Regions from separate parts of the Homo sapiens genome. Here region 2 is linked to region 1. Evidence: chromatin loops called from intact Hi-C (ENCODE). Cell type or tissue: gastrocnemius medialis. All regions are shown on one strand. Links, peaks and the distances in the headings refer to the core of each region. The heading gives the core; the rest is flanking DNA.

The links. Hi-C counts contacts between places; a loop is a spot of excess contacts. Peaks named below come from ENCODE experiments on the same cell type or tissue, not always from the same donor. Only the 100,000 strongest peaks of a DNase experiment are listed, where the experiment ranks them.
Region 2: it touches region 1 in a loop (2.9-fold over the local background); 2 of 110 quality-filtered maps call a loop at or near these places.

The regions. Positions count from the first base shown.
Region 1 is chr2:27,275,127-27,283,449 of GRCh38, reverse strand. It overlaps DNAJC5G (DnaJ heat shock protein family (Hsp40) member C5 gamma), which reads right to left and starts at 8,017. Exons shown (of 7, transcript NM_173650.3): 1 at 7,897-8,017; 2 at 7,063-7,344; 3 at 6,609-6,724; 4 at 5,435-5,696; 5 at 5,118-5,262; 6 at 3,217-3,284; 7 at 1,951-3,021. The coding sequence starts at 6,721. The coding sequence ends at 3,235. TRIM54 (tripartite motif containing 54) reads right to left here and starts at 1,021. Exons shown (of 9, transcript NM_187841.3): 1 at 551-1,021. The coding sequence starts at 718. It also overlaps a transcript of SLC30A3 not described here. In gastrocnemius medialis, for the core only: CTCF peaks have their summits at 3,154 and 3,353 (motif pointing right); DNase peaks (open chromatin) are centred at 379, 1,149 and 1,839; H3K4me3 peaks cover 2,003 bases; H3K27ac peaks cover 3,235 bases.
Region 2 is chr2:27,118,531-27,126,853 of GRCh38, reverse strand. It overlaps CGREF1 (cell growth regulator with EF-hand domain 1), which reads left to right and starts at 7,726. Exons shown (of 6, transcript NM_006569.6): 1 at 7,726-8,008. It overlaps ABHD1 (abhydrolase domain containing 1), which reads right to left and starts at 3,039. Exons shown (of 9, transcript NM_032604.4): 1 at 2,792-3,039. The coding sequence starts at 2,905. RefSeq lists silencers at 2,955-3,094, 3,115-3,194 and enhancers at 7,793-8,293, 8,294-8,323. In gastrocnemius medialis, for the core only: no CTCF peak of the experiment used is centred there; DNase peaks (open chromatin) are centred at 253, 2,723, 3,103 and 3,463; H3K4me3 peaks cover 1,883 bases; H3K27ac peaks cover 4,108 bases.

The DNA.
Region 1 (8,323 bases), core at 167-8,166:
CTCAAGTTGGGGAGAGTTCCCAGTCTCCTGCCCACTATGTCTAACTCTGTCACCCACAATGGATGCCTTCAACTTTCCTTAAATACAAATAGTTTTACTGCCATTATGGAGCTTTCTCACAGGGTCGGGTTTTGTTTGTTTGTTTTTTAACGTTTCATTATCTCATTAATCTTTTCTCCGTATTTTCCACAATGCTCTCGAAGTCTGAAACTCCAAACTGGAATGCAGAGTCTGGCACAGGCTCTTATAAAGCCCGGTGTGGGATACCCTCCCTCCCAGTTTCCACAGGGTCTACTTTCCTTGGTAGATCCCAGCACTCCAGCTGCCGTCTATGCACAGGCTGTACCTGCCAGCCTGCAGGGCAGCTGCTGACTCATGCTTGCTCTGGGATTTGCTTGGACCCCAGCCCTTCTGCTCTCCAGCCACAACAGCCACCACCCACCTCAGAGAGCACTCTATCCATCACCTTCTGGGGTCTCAGCTCTGACCTGATCAGTCCCCCACAGGTCTGCATTGCTTTACCTGGCCCTGCCCCGTCCCTGGCACCCACCTGGAAGACGTCGTTGGCACATTTGCGGCACAGGTTGTGTTGGCAGGGCAGGATCACCACTGGTTTGGAGAACATCTCCAGGCAGATGGGGCAGATGAGCTGCTTCTCCAGGTTGTCCATGCTGTGTGCATCCCCTAGCAGCGGCTTGAAACCCACTGTGAAGTTCATCCCCTCGGTGGTCGTGCCTGGCCTGGGCCCTGCTCCTGGCCTTCACTCACTGCCTGTAGACCCTTCCTCGCTTAGATGGCCTCTGGATTCCCTTCTGTGGCTCACTCTTGAAATAGCTCTGCTTTCTCTCCTGTCCCTTTAACAACTTGTCTCGTCCCAGATAGCAGTCTTCGGACAGTCTCTACTTTCTGCTCTGCACCCTCGCCAGGCTCACGTAGTTTTAGCTATCCCTCTCTCTCTGTAAAATTCTCCTTTTGTTTCCCAAATGACTCTCTCTTGTTCACTCTGTGGGTAGCACTGTTTGTCCCTTACTCCCCAGAGAGCAGATTAATTTTACTGTGGGGGTTGGGAGACAAGGGGCATCTGCATGACATTCCAATTCCCAATTTAGCTCATGTAAGGCGAGCCACAGCTGTCATGGAGTGAGTGACCCTGACTCACTCAGGAATGGGTGACTCCCTTGAGCAAGGGCAGGGGTGAGTGCCACTGCTTACAGTGAAAGGTGGGTCAGCAAAGGTGCTGCCCTCTCACTCTGAAGGCTCCTCTCAGCCCGGGACCCCTGTTCTGGCTTGGGCCCTTCTTCCAGGACAGTGACACAGAATCTAAATCTGCCTGTGTGAGAGGCACCCATACATAGCTCAGGGTGGGAGGAAAGATCTTGCCAGACTTAGAGTCAGTAGCGGTTGCCTCCTCCACAGGCTCAGCCAGTGACCCTGGTCCTCCTCCTCAAGACTGTGTGATTCAGAACAGCAGCTCCAGGGACTACATCAAGCCTCTTGTCCAACACCTCTGGCTCATTTTTGTTCTTCCCTGGCCTTTTCTTATATCACCCTAGGAAAAGAAGCTCAAGAGGCTAGAAATGACTGTTGTGCCAAGGCCTGGACCTACCTATGAGCATGCCCCCGAGGAAATGTGGGATTCTGGTCCGTGAACACATCCCTGGAGCCACTCCAAGGACTCAAATTTGTTAGGAAATTGGGAGAAGGTGAGCTGGGCAGAAAGGACCTGAATGCCAGGGACCTATTTTGGGCACCCAGGGAATCAATCTCCAGGGAAATTTTAGAGCACTGACAAAGTCATAATCACAAGGCTCCGGGAAGCCTCTGACCCAGCTCCACAGTTGTCCAGGACTCCTACTCTCCAAGCCAGGCTTGCCCCACTTGTGAGCACTGGTCTTCTTTTTCTCCTACAAGTCTTCTCCACTTGATCTTAGGCAAAAGGCCAAGAAGCAATTTCTTTAGGCCTTTTTTCTCTACCCCAGACACAATTTGTCTTTTTTGGGCATAATATATGCCTTGGGATTGGATGAAAGCTCTTTTATTTACTGACATTCTTTAGCCTTTCTCCTAGTCCAGGGAGAGAAGTTTGAGGAATTAGTAGGCTGTGACCCTGAGTGGGTGGGAAATACACGGTGTGAGGAGGATACGAAACAGCAGCACAAAGAGGCAAGAGTGGGAAAAGAGTCCAGAAAGTACAATCTTTTCCAGATCACATATTTCATGCCCCTATTTTTAAGAACAAATTATATGTCAATTGGCCTGCATAATATGTGAAAAGGATGGAGGCAAGCTGGCACTGATGTTTGAACTTCAGTTAACCTACAGGACCAAGGCTAATGCATGCTGTGCTGGTAGCTGAAGTCCAAGGATAATCTAAAGATGGAATGACTACCCCTAAGCCTCAAATGCACTCGCAGTTTTCCTGAGTTGACTCATAGTGGCATGGAATGAGGCTGGCAATGCCAATGGCCGTGGGCACCAGAAGATGAAACCAACTCCATACAGGCGTTATTGGCTTAGGAATGAGGCTGATGCTAGGGGTTCTTGGTACACAGAGTTGCAACAAGGGAGAATTAATGGGTGCAGCAGCTCCAGGGACAGGATCCACCCTGCTCAGTTATCAGGCTCTTGGTGGTGATATCGCAAGGGGCTCAGGGATCCTACCAGCTGGCATTGGTTCCAATAACAAGGCAGACACAGGAAAAAGACTCTTCAGGAAAAATCTGCCACCACTGCCTGAGACCTCATAAGGGGAGGGAGGGGAGGGCTGCTTTCTGACGGAGTAAAATTGGGACTGCAACTGAAAGGAAGAGTAGCTGGGCAACCCCATACAGAGTTGTGGTACCAAGGGTAGAGGTGATGTCCTTACTGGGATCAACGTCATCAGTGCTTCTGAAGAGATTCTTGAGATCCTTATAAGAAGAGGGGTCAAATCAGGGTCAATGTCAGGACAGGGCTACTTGCTCCTCTCTTCAATGTGTCCAGGGGACTGGGCAGCAGAAGGCACCCTCACTGGGTCAGCACCTAGTGGCGGAAGAAGGTGGCGCTTTATTAATCAGAAGGAATAATTACCTAGAACTTAAAGCAAACCCCTACATGTAAGGATATAAACACATAGTCCATACTATAAGGATGTAAACTTTCTACTAATGACTCATCTGACGTTAGCTTACATGCTTTTCTTATCTGATAACTGTTGCTGCCTTTCGGTTTACATACCTCATCCTTCTTCATCTCTTAAAAATCATCTTCGCTATTTTCCTCGCTTCTAAAATCACATTTGGCTCCTATGATGGAATTATATATATGTTTACATATACAAACGTTTAGTAACTTTTCGTAGTGTACTGATGAGAAAACCGTTACCTTGCAGTTACTCATTAGCATCACCAGGTGGCGCTGGTGTCAAGTTCAATCAGCTTATAAAAGTTCATTTGGGGGGGAATGATCTCAGACTTTCCTTTTCTTTTCTTCCTCTTCCTCTTCCCCTCCCCCTCCTCCTCCTTTCCTTCTTCTTCTTCTTCTTTTTTGATACAGGGTCTCACTCTGTCACCCAGGCTGGAGTGCAGTGGCATGATCACAGCTCACTGTAACCTCAACCTCCCAGACTCAAATAATCCTCCCACCTCAGCCTCCCCTGTAGCTGAGACTACAGGTGTGCACTGCCATGACCGGCTGACTTCTGTATTTTTTTTTTTTTTTTTGTAGATACTGGGTTTCATGATGTTGCTGAGGCTGGTCTCAAACTCCTGAGCTCAAGTGATCTGCCCACCTTGGCTCCCCAAAGTGCTGGGATTACAGGCACAAGCCACTGCAACTGGCCCTTTCCTTTGAGTAGATGGAAAAAATTGCATCCCGCCAGGCACAGTGGCTCATGCCTATAAACCCAACACTTTGGGAGGCCAAGGCAGGTGGATCACTTGAGGTCAGGAGTTGGAGACCAGACTGGCCAACATGGCGAAACCCTGACTCTACTAAAAATAAAAAATTAGCCAGCTAATTTTTTAGTAATCCCAGCTACTCAGGAGGCTGAGGCAGTAGAATCGCTTGAACCCGGGAGGCAGAGGTTGCAATGAGCTGAGATCGCACCACTGCACTCCATCCAGCCTGGGTGACAGACTGAGACTACATCTCAACACCACCACCACCAACAACAACAAAACAACAACAACAAAAATTGCATCCTCAAATCTGTCTTAACCTAACTGTCCTCTCTAGACATACTCTCCCACCCCATTCCTTAGCTTAACAGGAGCTGACACTACTACCTTCAAACTGTCAGTTTGTCGTGTGATGCACAGAAACATATTGATCTTTTTTTTTTCTTCACTTTGTCCCAGTGCCAGACTTGAAGACTTGAAATTGTCATATTTAGGGATTAACCTGCCATTTTCACAGGTCTTTCTCACCCTCAACCATTTCTTTCTTTCTTTTTTTTTTTTTTTTTTGAGATGGAGTCTCACTCTGTTGCCCAAGCTGGAGTGCAGTGGCATGATCTTGGCTCACGGAAACTTCCGTCTCCCGGGTTCAAGCAATTCTCCTGCCTCAGCCTCCTAAGTAGCTGGGGTTACAGGCGCCCGCCACCACACCTGGCTAATTTTTGTATTTTTAGTAGAGACAGGGTTTCACCATGTTGGTCAGGCTGGTCTCAAACTCCTGACCTCGTGATCCGCCCGCCTCGGCCTCCCAAAGTGCTGGGATTACAGGTTTGAGCCACCATGCCCAGCCTCTTTCTTTTCTTTTCTTTTTTTTTTTTTTTTTTTTTTTTTGAGATGGAGTCTTGCTCTGTCTCCCAGGCTGGAGTGCAGTGGCGCGATCTCAGCTCACTGCAACCTCTGCCTTCCGGGTTCAAGCGATTCTTCTGCCTCCTCAGCCTCCCAAGTAGCTGGGACTACAGGTGGGTGCCACCATGCCCAGCTAATTTTTGTATTTTTAGTAGAGACAGGGTTTTACCATGTTGGCCAGGCTTGTCTCCAACTCCTGACCTCAAGTGATCCACCCGCCTCACCCTCCCAAAGTGCTGGGATTACAGGCATGAGCCATTGTGCCCAACCCCAATCATTTCTTTCATTCCCAATCCAGACATTTCTTACCTCACAGTCCCTGCTTGCAGTTCTCACCTGACCTTGGAGGCTGACTCTGGACATTCTGCTGATATTTTCTCCCACTATCCTGCTCAGGTGGTGGTTTAAGTGCTCCACAGCAAAAACAGCAGCAACAACAGAAACAGCAACAAGTGAGCAGAGTACACAGGATGACAAGTGTCTAAAAGGTAGGCGAGAATGGCCTCAGTCCAGCAGTTTTCTATATGACTGCTCAAGCTTCCCTCCCTCAATCCTCCTGGCACCCAGAAAATGAGACAACAGAAGCATTTGTCATAAGGAAAGGAAGGTCACCCTTCTTTCCTTATTCTTAAAGGACCTGGAGAATTGTGTACCTTGAACCAACAACTATTCAGAATAAAATAGTATCTGACGCCTTCTTCACCAAAGTGATCATACAGATATATTCCCAATGAGCCATGCTGGTCGTAAATTTTCCGCTTCTTAGAGTCGCTCAGTATGGCATGAGCTGCGTTGATCTCTTTGAATATTTCTGCTGCTTGAGCATTCCCTGGATTCTTGTCGGGATGATACCGCAAGGCCAGTTTCCTACCCAGGTGATACTCAAAAGGAGGGTGGGGAAGCAATGCGGAATGGCTGGGGAAGGAGACTTACGATGAATGACATGGATTAGTCTCTAGAGAGTGCAGAAGGAATGCATGAGATGTGGTACAAAGGATGGAGGCAAGCATCCAAGGTCTAAACTCCTTCCCATACTATAATGAAGAGGGTGATGGTGCCATTTGGCCCCAAAGTGAGGGCTTGTTGGAACTTAAAAATGGGTCATAGGGCTGGGAGCACTGGCTCACACCTGTAATCCCAGCGCTTTGGGAGGCCAAGGTGGGCGGATCATGAGGTCAGGAGTTTGAGACCAGCTTGGCCAACATGGTGAAACCCTGTCTCTACCAAAAATACAAAAGATTAGCTGGGCATAGTGGCAGGCACCTGTAATCCCAGCTACTCGGGAGGCTGAGGCAGGAGAATCACTTCAACCCGGAAGGTGGAGGTTGCAGTGAGCCGAGACTGCACCACTGCACTACAGCTTGGGCAACAGAGCGAGACTGTCTCAAAACAAACAAACAAACAAACAAACAAACAAACGGGTCGTAGGCCAGGCACAGTGGTTCACACCTGTAATCCCAGCACTTTGGGAGGCCGAGGCAGGTAGATCACCTGAGGTCAGGAGTTTGAGACCAGCCTGGCCAACATGGCGAAACCCTGTCTCTACTAAAAATACAAAAATTAGCCAGGCGTGGTGGTGCACGCCTGTAGTCCCAGCTTCTCAGGAGGCTGAGGTGAGAGAATTGCTTGAACCTGGGAGGCAGAGGTTGCAGTAAGCCAAGATCGTGCCACTGCACTCTCAATAGTCTCTGTCTCTGCTCTGTGACAGGACGAGACTTCCTCTCAAAAAAAAAAAAAAAAAAAAAGAGTCAGATAGCAAAAGAGATACAGAAAGAAAAAGGTTTAAGGGGGAAATTCCAAGGATCAATAAAGGGCTGAGGTCTGAACCTGTAGGATTTTTTGAAGTCTTCAGGTGAGGCGCCCTTCTTAAGATCCAGCACTGCATAGAGGCTCATCTCACTTTTGGACAGCCGGTGTGCTGCTTCCTTCACAGTAGACATGATCTGAGCCAGAGGAGAAGCAGCATCTGTGAGAACTTCTACAAGTAAGGGTACCGAGAAGTGCACTTCCAGTGACAGGAAACTCACTACCTTCAGGGATTAGGCAGGTAAACGATGACAGAAGGACAAGGATAAGATAAGAGTGAGTGGGATTTGTGGCTAGCAGGAGAATTCAGGTGATCAGAAAGATTCCAATTTTAAGGAGGAAACATCTTCTCCTCACATTTCCCAGCATCCTCCAGCTACACAGACCTCTAGATATCCCACATCCTAGAGGTGTTGTAAGCAGGGAGAGGTCTAAGCCAGGAAAAGAGCCTGATTTTGTCTAGAGCTCCTATTACCTGGAGTAAACACCTCTGGGTCTGTCCAAGCTCACTGCTGGGTTTGAAAGACCAGGGCGGCCCCAGCCTGAACGGACAGGATCAGGAATCAGACAGCTCCACAACTTCTTCTTCTTTTTTTTTTTTTTGACGGAGTTTTTTGCTCTTGTTGCCCAGGCTGAAGTGTAATGGCGCGATCTCGGCTCACTGCAACCTCCACCTCCTGGGTGCAAGCGATTTTCCTGCCTCAGCCTCCCGAGTAGCTGAGATTACAGGTGCACGCCACCACGCCCGGCTAATTTTCTGTGTTTTTAGTAGAGACAGAGTTTCACCATGTTGGTCAGGCTGTTCTTGAACTCCTGACCTCAGGTGATCCACCCACCTCGGCCTCCCAAAGTCCTGAGATTACAGGCGTGAGCCATTGAGCCTCGCCGATCCACAGCTATTAAGAGAGAAACACTTCAGACCAAACCGTGTGAGGCCTAACAGAAGTCAAGTGTCCTAGAGCCTGGCGGGGGCGGGGGCGGGGGCGGGGGCGGGGGTGGGGAGTGCTTGCAGCTAGGCCTGGACTTGCTTCTTCCCTCCAGTCTCCTGCTCTCAAACCACCCCACTTCTGTCCCTCAGAGGTGGGACAGTGGGGAGAGGAGGAAGAGGACTCAGAGGCTGGAGAAGGAAGAGAAAAGGCGTTGCTGTGGGAAAGACCTGGCAAGGAAAAGGCAGCGGAACCCCAGAGAGCAGGGTAGACGCCTGCGGCCCAGGAGAACCGAGCAAGGCAAGGAGCTCAAAGGGAGAGCTCTGAGTGTGCAGGGCACCTCTGGCCCTGTGCCGACTCCTCACCTGGGTCTGGCCCTTTACCTGGGAGTCGTTCTCTTAAGCCAGGTGGGTGCCCTTCATCCTTTTGGGTGTGAAACTTCACACCGGCCGGGTCCAGCAGTTGACTGCGCTTGTGCGCAGCGTCGACGCTGAGGGTCTGGGCAGGTCGTTTTTTGGCGCCCCCGGAAGCACTGGGTGGGGAGGCCACATTGGCCCTGGGACTTATTTCGCGCGCAGGGAAGCGAGAGCGGAGGGCTTAGCAGGCCTGCGGCCCAAGGCAGCGTAGGAGCGTTGCTGCCAGGCCTTGGGGCAGGGATTCCCACCGAGCCCCTCTTCCCCAGCAGGAGGGCACCACCCATCTTGATGGCCCAACTCACTCCAGGAAACACAATGGGTTTGCTGACCGTGGCGGATGAGAGGTATGGCTGCTGCATGCCCTTCTTAAGAGGTGTGTTACCTTCCCAGTTGT
Region 2 (8,323 bases), core at 128-8,127, 160 kb after region 1:
CTGGGATTACAGGTGTAAGCCACTGCGTCTGGCCTAAGGGGCTTCTTTCTACCGGGGACCTTATCTTCTCTTACTTGTGGGGCCCCTGCTGTTAGATTGTGCTCTAAAGGAAGAACAGCCCTAATGTGAATCGATTTTTTTCTTCCTTCATGCCAGCTAGGGGGAAGGTGACAAGGATGAAATAACAGGGACAGATGAGGTCAGTGGGCACTAAGCCCTGACTTTCAGCTTCTCTGCTGTGTTCTGGACAGACATCAAGTGAATGAGAGAGCCTAGCCACGTGGAAGGCATGTGAAGGAGGAGTATGCCATAGGTTCAAGAATAGAAACTGCATATCCGCAGTGGGCCCTAAGGAACATGAGGACCAGATTTCTATCTCCAGTACAGTTCCTATAGTCTACAGGGGCAAATGGTAGAGATGCCAAGTCGATAGTGCAACTGTTGGGAGATGTGACTTTGGACCCTAGTCCTTAAGCCCTGGAATTACGACAGCTGTCAGTCGTGTGAAGGCACTGGGCTAAGCCCAAACTTATGAGATATTTTATAAGTGAAGAAGTTATGACTGACAGAGATTAAGTGGTTTGTCCAGTTACACAGCAAGCAAGAGGCAAAACAAAATTATTAACTATGACATTACCACCAGTACTTGTAGGTAAGATTTGTTGAGTTCTCATTAAGCTCCAGGCATTCTGCTAAGCACTTCACACAAATTTTGTCTTGTGATTTTCATAACAGTTCCATGAAATAGGTTCTGTGATCCCCCTATGTGAACGGATTTGAATGCTGAATAACTTGTCAAGGGCCAGAAGCTTGCCAGAGCTAGTTAGTGGCAGAGCAGGAGATTCAAACCCAGGTCTGTCTGACTCTAGAGCCTGCGCTGTCTAGTCACTGTCGGGTATTGCCTCCTAATTGCCAAGATTTTGAGTTGCTATCCTTTTTTTTTTTTTTTTTTTGAGACGGAGTTTTGCTCTGACACCCAGGCTGGAGTGCAGTGGTGCCATCTCAGCTCACCGCAACCTCCGCCTCCTGGGTTCAAGCGATTCTCCTGCCTCAGCCTCCTGAGTGGCTGGGATGACAGGCTTGCGTCACCACACCCAACTAATTTTTGTATTTTTAGTAGAGATAGGGGTTTCACCATGTTGGCCAGGCGGGTCTCGAACTCCTGACATCAAGTGATTCGCCCGCCTCAGCCTCCCAAAATGCTGGGATTACAGGCATGAGCCACTGTGCTCGGCTGAGTTACTATCAGTTTATTAATTCCTTGGTCAAACGGCCCAGTAGTGTGGAACAAGACTTATAAATTTGTTCACAGGTTTGATTTATGTGGGTTAATTTGATTTTAACTCAAGAAAATGTTTCTTGACTCCCTCCTGAGAATGAATTAGTATTACAATATGGCACTGGTTGCTATGCTTAAATCAGTATAGATCCATTACAGTGCTGGCCAATCCAAACACCGTATCTAGAGGGCCTCCAGAATGGCACTTTTCCTGCATTTTAACCAGTATTCGTTAGCTTATAAAGGGTTTAGTCTATAAAGCAGCAGGGGCCCAGATTTCTGTGCAGCTAGTTGCAAGTAAAGGAAAGTGTTTCCTTAGGGGCAGTTTTGTTCTGAAGTGACCTTCCAAATCTGATGTATAAAGTGAGGCCTACAGAGTATTGTGAGGCTTGGAGTTTTTAACTGTTTTATTAAGGAAGACTTTTTTTTTTTTTTTTGAGACGGAGTTTCACTCTTGTTGCTCAGGCTGGAGTGCAATGGCACGAGGCTCATTGCAACCTCCGCCTCCCAGGTTCAAGTGATTCTCCTGCCTCAGGCTCCCGAGTAGCTGGGATTATAGGCATGTGCCACCATGCCTGGCTAATTTTTGTATTTTTAGTAGAGATGGGGTTTCTTCATGTTGGTCAGGCTGCTCTCGAACTCCCGACCTCAGGCGATCCTCCCGCCTCTGCCTCCCAAAGTGTTGGGATTACAGGCGTGAGCCACCACACCCGGCCCTAAGGAAGACATTTAGTAAACAATATATGCTAATGTAGAAAGCTCTGAAAATATGGAAAAGTCTAGGTAACACTAAAGTCTCCTATAGACCTTTTTAAAGGACTCGAACCAGTAGGTGTCTTGTTAGACTCAGCTACCTAGAACAGAGTTTAATGAAGATGAAGAGATTTGGCTTTTCCTGGATATGTAAATTATGTATATATCTAAATTTCAGTGAGAAAAGTCTCCAAATTCATCAAAATCAACCTCTTCAAACTTTCTCATCACACTCACTATATGGAGAGCCTGGAACATAAAACGGCTGAATGAGCAAGGACAGTTGGGGTCATCCATCAGTTCTGAGCTAGGCCAGTTCTGACCTCAGCCAGCCCTTAAGGGAAGGGAGGTCCTACTAAGCTATTTGGGGGGTGGGTGGTATTGGGAGTTAGCCATGACCCACAGACCTCTGGTTCCTTCCTTCAGTGCAGCTGAAAGACTCAGCTAAACCACCTAAAAAGGAACGCAAAGTGTGCACATCTCTGATACCTCAGGATGCCTTCCACCCCACCTTTCCCCAAATGCTTGTCCACATTATAGGGAGCAGCACCCTCCGGTACCCAAAAGGCCCAGCTGGCATGGGGATCACATGGGATGCAGAGGCACTAGAGAGGCAGAGCCGACTCTCCATTCGGTGGTAGCAAATTTCACCTGTGGGGAAGCCCAACCATCCCAGTTCCCACCAAGGGCCCAAGCCCGTGTCTGGAAGCTGCCCCCTACACCCAAACCCGCTGGCCAGAGCGGTGGACCCGCACCCACCTGAAGCACACATGCCCAGTAGTAGCCCAAGTAGAGGGCAACGGCAAGAGCCAAGAGCAGAGAGAAGGTGTCTGCCCAGGTGCCATTCTGGGGGCTCAGGAAGGAGCTCAGCATCTTGTGTTGGGGGCTTCCGACCCTCAGGCTCCTGGCTGGCCCCAGTTGGCCGGCTGTAACTCGCGGTCCCACCCGCCGCCCGCCATAGGCGGCCTGTGCAGGTCCGGTCCCCGCTGCAGGCAGTTTGCGCTGCTGGCCCCGCCCACCGCCGGTGCCCCGGGATGGGCGGCGAGAGGCGGCGCTAGTTGGTCGCGGGGCTGGGTGGCTGGTCGCCTAGTGCCTCGCGCGGATCTAACCCGAGTGACCTGCGAATGGCCTCCCGCCCTCCCCTGCCTTCTTCCCCTCCGCGGTTCTTGGCTGTGCAGCCCGAGACAAGCGGCCTCCCCCAGCTGCCATCTTGGTGCGGGGCATCTCCAGCTCCCTTAAACTCTTCCCCGGCGACGCCCCGAGTCCAGCAGCCTGGCCAGAGTCCCTTAGGCGCTCGCAGTCAGTCACGCACAGGACACAGCTACTCCTGCAGTGACATTCTGCTCTGTCACACACTACAGCCATTCACAGTGACCCTCACCAGTCACTGTCCGACTGTGACACCCCACACTGTCACAAAGCTTTCAGCTGCTCAGTGGTGGCATTGCAACACATGCACCTTCCTGCAGTGTCACTCTGCATTGTCTCATACAGTCCCTGCCACACAGTCCTCGTACAGTAGATAATTTGCTCACCACCCGCCCTGTACCAGGCACTTGATACAGACCCCCCATGTTACTGTCCGTGTCTTCATTGAAATATAGGAGGTCGTCTACTAAGAGTAGTGGCTTTCAACCTTGACTGCAGATCGGAATCATCTAGGATTTTTAAAACTACCAGTGCCCAGGCCCTACCCCCGATACAGTTAGTCTGGAGAGGAGCCTAGGTATCAATACACCGTAAAGCTTCTAGGAGGTCCACAAGTCATCAGGGCTTAACATGGTCCACACAAGAGAAGTACCAGCTGCCATGGGAGCACTGCGGAGGTGCCCGGACTTCACGCGAGGGTGTTCTAGCAGAGGGGGCAGCAAAGGCAAAAGCCTGGAGGTGAAGGATGTCTTAAGGGAACAAAGAAAGTTGGTGTGGCTGGAGCATGTGGGTGGTCAAGGACCACATAATTGCTGCAGTTTATCCTAGGGTCAGAGGAAAGCCATCCAGGGGTTTTAAGAAGGGAAGGGTGACATGAGTTATGTTTTAGGAGAATCATTCAGTTGCTTGGAGAATAGATTGGAGGAGGAGGAAAGTAGAAGCAGAGAGGCCACTGGGAGGCTGCTAACAGAACGCCAGGCTCAAAAGATGCCCGGACTGGAGGATACCCAGGAGAGGAGTGAAGATCTTCAAGATCAGTGGCAGAATTGATAGGACCTGGTAGTAGATTGGAGGCAGGGGAAGAAGGAGGAACATGGATGACCTCCAGGTTTCTGACTGCACAGATATAAAGTGTCCATCCCTGGGACAGGGAAACAGAGGAGAGGAAGGTTTGAAGAGGAAGATGATGCATTTAGACACAGACATGTAGAAGTTGGGGTGCTGGTAGGTGTTTTAACTGTGTTTCCTTAGGTTCTGTATTTGTCTATTTGGCATCCATAAATCACAGGGCCAACCTAATGGCCAAGGTTGTTTACATCTCCCCTACAATCCAGAGCTCACACTCTGAGCACTTCCTTTCTCTAACTTTCACATTCCAAGCCAGTATCTCCCCTGCCCTAAATCAACCCAGGACCAGGTAACCAGGACCTGTCCCTGTGCCCCAGAGCACTCTGGAATTATTCAAACTAGCCAGTCCCAAACTGCTTCTCCTGCCTTACTGGGAGAAGTAAACCCCAATAAAGGCCTGTACCTTCCCTTCGCTTCTTTCTGCCTCCTGAGTGACACTGGCACTTCCCCCTGTGACCGTGCCTTTTGTTTCTAGGGGAACTGCAAATAACATTAAGCTTTTCTTTCAATAGCAGTGACCTCTTCATGTCCTCACTCAGCCACCTTTATAAATTAAAACTCAGGCACAAATTAGTAGGATATTCAATGCCTGAAGTGGCCTGGGGCTTAGAGATTGGAGGTGGAGAATTGGCAATCATCAGCATTTAGGTGGTGTATTAGTTGGCAGTTTGCTGTAAGAAAGCACTACAAACTGGGTGTCTTAAACCAGGGGTCCCCAACCCCCTGGGCTGCAAATTGGTACTGGTCCATGACCTGGTAGGAACCAGGTGGCATAGCAGAAGGTGAGCAGGATGAGCAAGCATTACTGCCTGAGATCAGCAGTGGAATTAGATTCTCATAGGAGCGCAAACCCTATGTGAACTGCACACAAGAAGGATCTAGGTTGCGTGCTCCTTATTAGAATCTAATGCCTGTTGATCTGAGGTGGAAGTTTCATCCCAAAACCATCACCCTCACCCCCAACCCTTCTGATCTGTGGAAAGATTGTCTTCTCTGAGGCTGGGCACGTGGCTCACGCCTGTAACGCCCAATGCTTTGAGAGTTCAAGGCAGGCGGATCACCTGAGGTCAGGAGTTCGAGACCAGGCTGGCCAACATGGTGAAACCTCGTCCCTACTAAAAAAATACAAAAAAAGAAAAAAAAAAGAAAAAAAAAAAAAGATTGTCTTCTCTGAAACTGGTCCCTGGTGCCAAAAAGGTTGGGGACTGTCTTAAACAACAGAGATTTATTGTCTCACACTTCTGGAGACTAGAAGTCAAGACTGAAATATCAGTAGGGTGGGTTCATTCTGGGAACCGTGAGGAATAATCTATTCCATGCCTCTCCCCTGGCTTCTGGCATTTTGCTGGAAATCTTTGGCACTCCCTGACTGGTAGAAGCATCACCCTGATCTCTGTCTTCATCTTCACAAACATCTTAGTGAGTTTGTGCTGCTATAACAAAATCCCACAGACTGAGTAATTTACAAACAACAGAAATTTATTCCTCACAGTTCTGGAGACTGGGAAGTCCAAGATCCAGGCACTGGCAGGTTCGGTGTCTGTGAAGGTCCATTCCTCAGAGATGGTGCGTCTGGGTTTCCTCATGTGATGGAAGGGACAGAAAGGCAAGAGAGCAAGAGGGGTGAACTCTCTCAGAAACCTCTTTCATAAGGTCATTAATCCCTTCATGAGGGGAGAGCCCTCATGGTTTCATCATGTCCCAAAAGGCCCTACTCCTTTTTGGTTTTTTTCAGAGGCAGGATGTCGCTCTGTCACCAAGGTTGGAGTGCAGTGGCAGGATCACAGCTCACTGTAACCTCAAATTCCTGGACTCAAGGGATCTGCCTGCCTCAGCCTCCCAAATAGCTGGGACTACAGGCGTGCACCACCATGCCTAATTTTTATTTATTTATTTATTGTAGAGACACGGTCTCACTATGTTGCCCAGACTGGTCGAAAACTCCTGGCCTCAAGAGATCCTCACACTTCGGCCTCCCAAAGTGCTGGGATTACAGGTGTGAGCCACTGTGCCTGGCTTCCTCCTCTTAATATCACCACAATGGGGACTAAGTTTCAGCACATGAATTTGGTGGGATATTCAGGCCATAGCAATGTTCTTCCTATGTGTGTGTCTGTGTCCACATTTCCTCTTTTGATATGAACACCAGTCATATTGATTAGGGGCCCACCCTACTCCAGTATGACCTCATCTTAATGGATTACATCTGCAATGACCCTATTTCCAAATAAGGTCACAGTCTGAGGTATTGGAGGTTAAGACTTCAACATATAACTTTGTGAAGGACACGAGTCAATGCATAACAGTGATGGGAGCTAGGTGAGCAGATGAGCACATGAGCAGATGGAAAGTGAGGAGAGGGCCCTGAGGAACTCTGACGGTGAAGAAAATGGAGACCTTTTTGAAATGACCAGAGGTAGGAGAGGTATTGCCGAAACCAGCAGAATCCGTGATCTAAAAAGGCAGTGACAAGCAGTGTTCATCACTGGGAGGAGGACAGGATGAGAGTGGGCTTGTCGCTGTGATGACAGTGTCGCTGTGATGGAGTGTCACAAACAACTCAGGAAGAGTTCACCCTGACACCCCAATACATATGCCTCTAACACTCTGCACCGCCACACCCCTGGGCAGTCAGTCACACATTGGCCATACCCTGAAGCCCACACTATCATTTATTTTTTATTTATTTATTTATTTATTGAGACGGAGTCTCAGTCTTGCTTTGTCACCCAGGCTGGAGTGCAGTGGCGTGATCTCGGCTCACTGCAAGCTCCACCACCCAGGTTCATGCCATCCTCCTGCCTCAGCCTCCCGAGTAGCTGACACTACAGGCGCCCGTCACCATGCCCGGCTAATGTTTTTGTATTTTCAGTAGAGACGGGGTTTCACTGTGTTAACCAGGATGGTCTCCATCTCCTGACCTCGTGATCCACCCGCCTTGGCCTCCCAAAGTGGTGGGATTACAGGTGTGAGCCACCACGCCCGGCCCCTGAAGCCCACACTATCACACGGATGCACAGTCACACAAAATACCCCCTACCGTGTCACAAATTCCTCATACACAGAGCCACACATGCCAGTCACAACCGCACATGCTAACAGTAAGTTAGGTTCCATTTTGTCACATACATCTGGGTCCCTCAGGCAGAGAAAGTGGCAACCAAAGCATGAGCACAGTTAAACATACTTCTGATGCACACTGGCCTCACTGTCTCTTGGTCTCTCTGTACTCACATGTGTGCATACAGGCACACGCACACATCCGCGCACACATGCACGCTCACACACGTGCATCCTTACACATGCTCACACTCACGCTCACAATGTCACACGCATGTGCACACCCGCACAAGCACACGAGCGCACTCACGAGCACACGCGGACTCGCACACGCGCACATGCGCACTCACGCACGCACACACGCGCACACTCACACGGGCGCGCGCAGCCCCTCCGGCCGCGGGCGCAGCGGGGGCGCTGGTGGAGCTGCGAAGGGCCAGGTCCGGCGGGCGGGGCGGCGGCTGGCACTGGCTCCGGACTCTGCCCGGCCAGGGCGGCGGCTCCAGCCGGGAGGGCGACGTGGAGCGGCCACGTGGAGCGGCCCGGGGGAGGCTGGCGGCGGGAGGCGAGGCGCGGGCGGCGCAGCAGCCAGGAGCGCCCACGGAGCTGGACCCCCAGAGCCGCGCGGCGCCGCAGCAGGTGGGTGACACCCCGCCCCGGCCGGCCGGAGACCCGAGCCCATCGCCGTCAGCCAGCCAGGGCCGCGCGGGGTAGGTGGCCTCCAGCCTCTGGTCCAGATCCCGAGAGCGCAGTCCCTCTGCATCCCCTGCGGCTCAGACGCGGCGGGAGCAGTGGCCCTTGCCCCTGTGTACCCTGAGGGCAGGTGGAGGAAGGGACTGGAGAGCGAGCCTGAGGCTCCTTGGTGTGAATTTGGGGCTTCGCAGTTCCCCAGGCGCTTCCCCCAGCCCCGCATTCCGTGTTCCAGCAGTCCTGGGGGAGGGGCAGCTGGCGGGA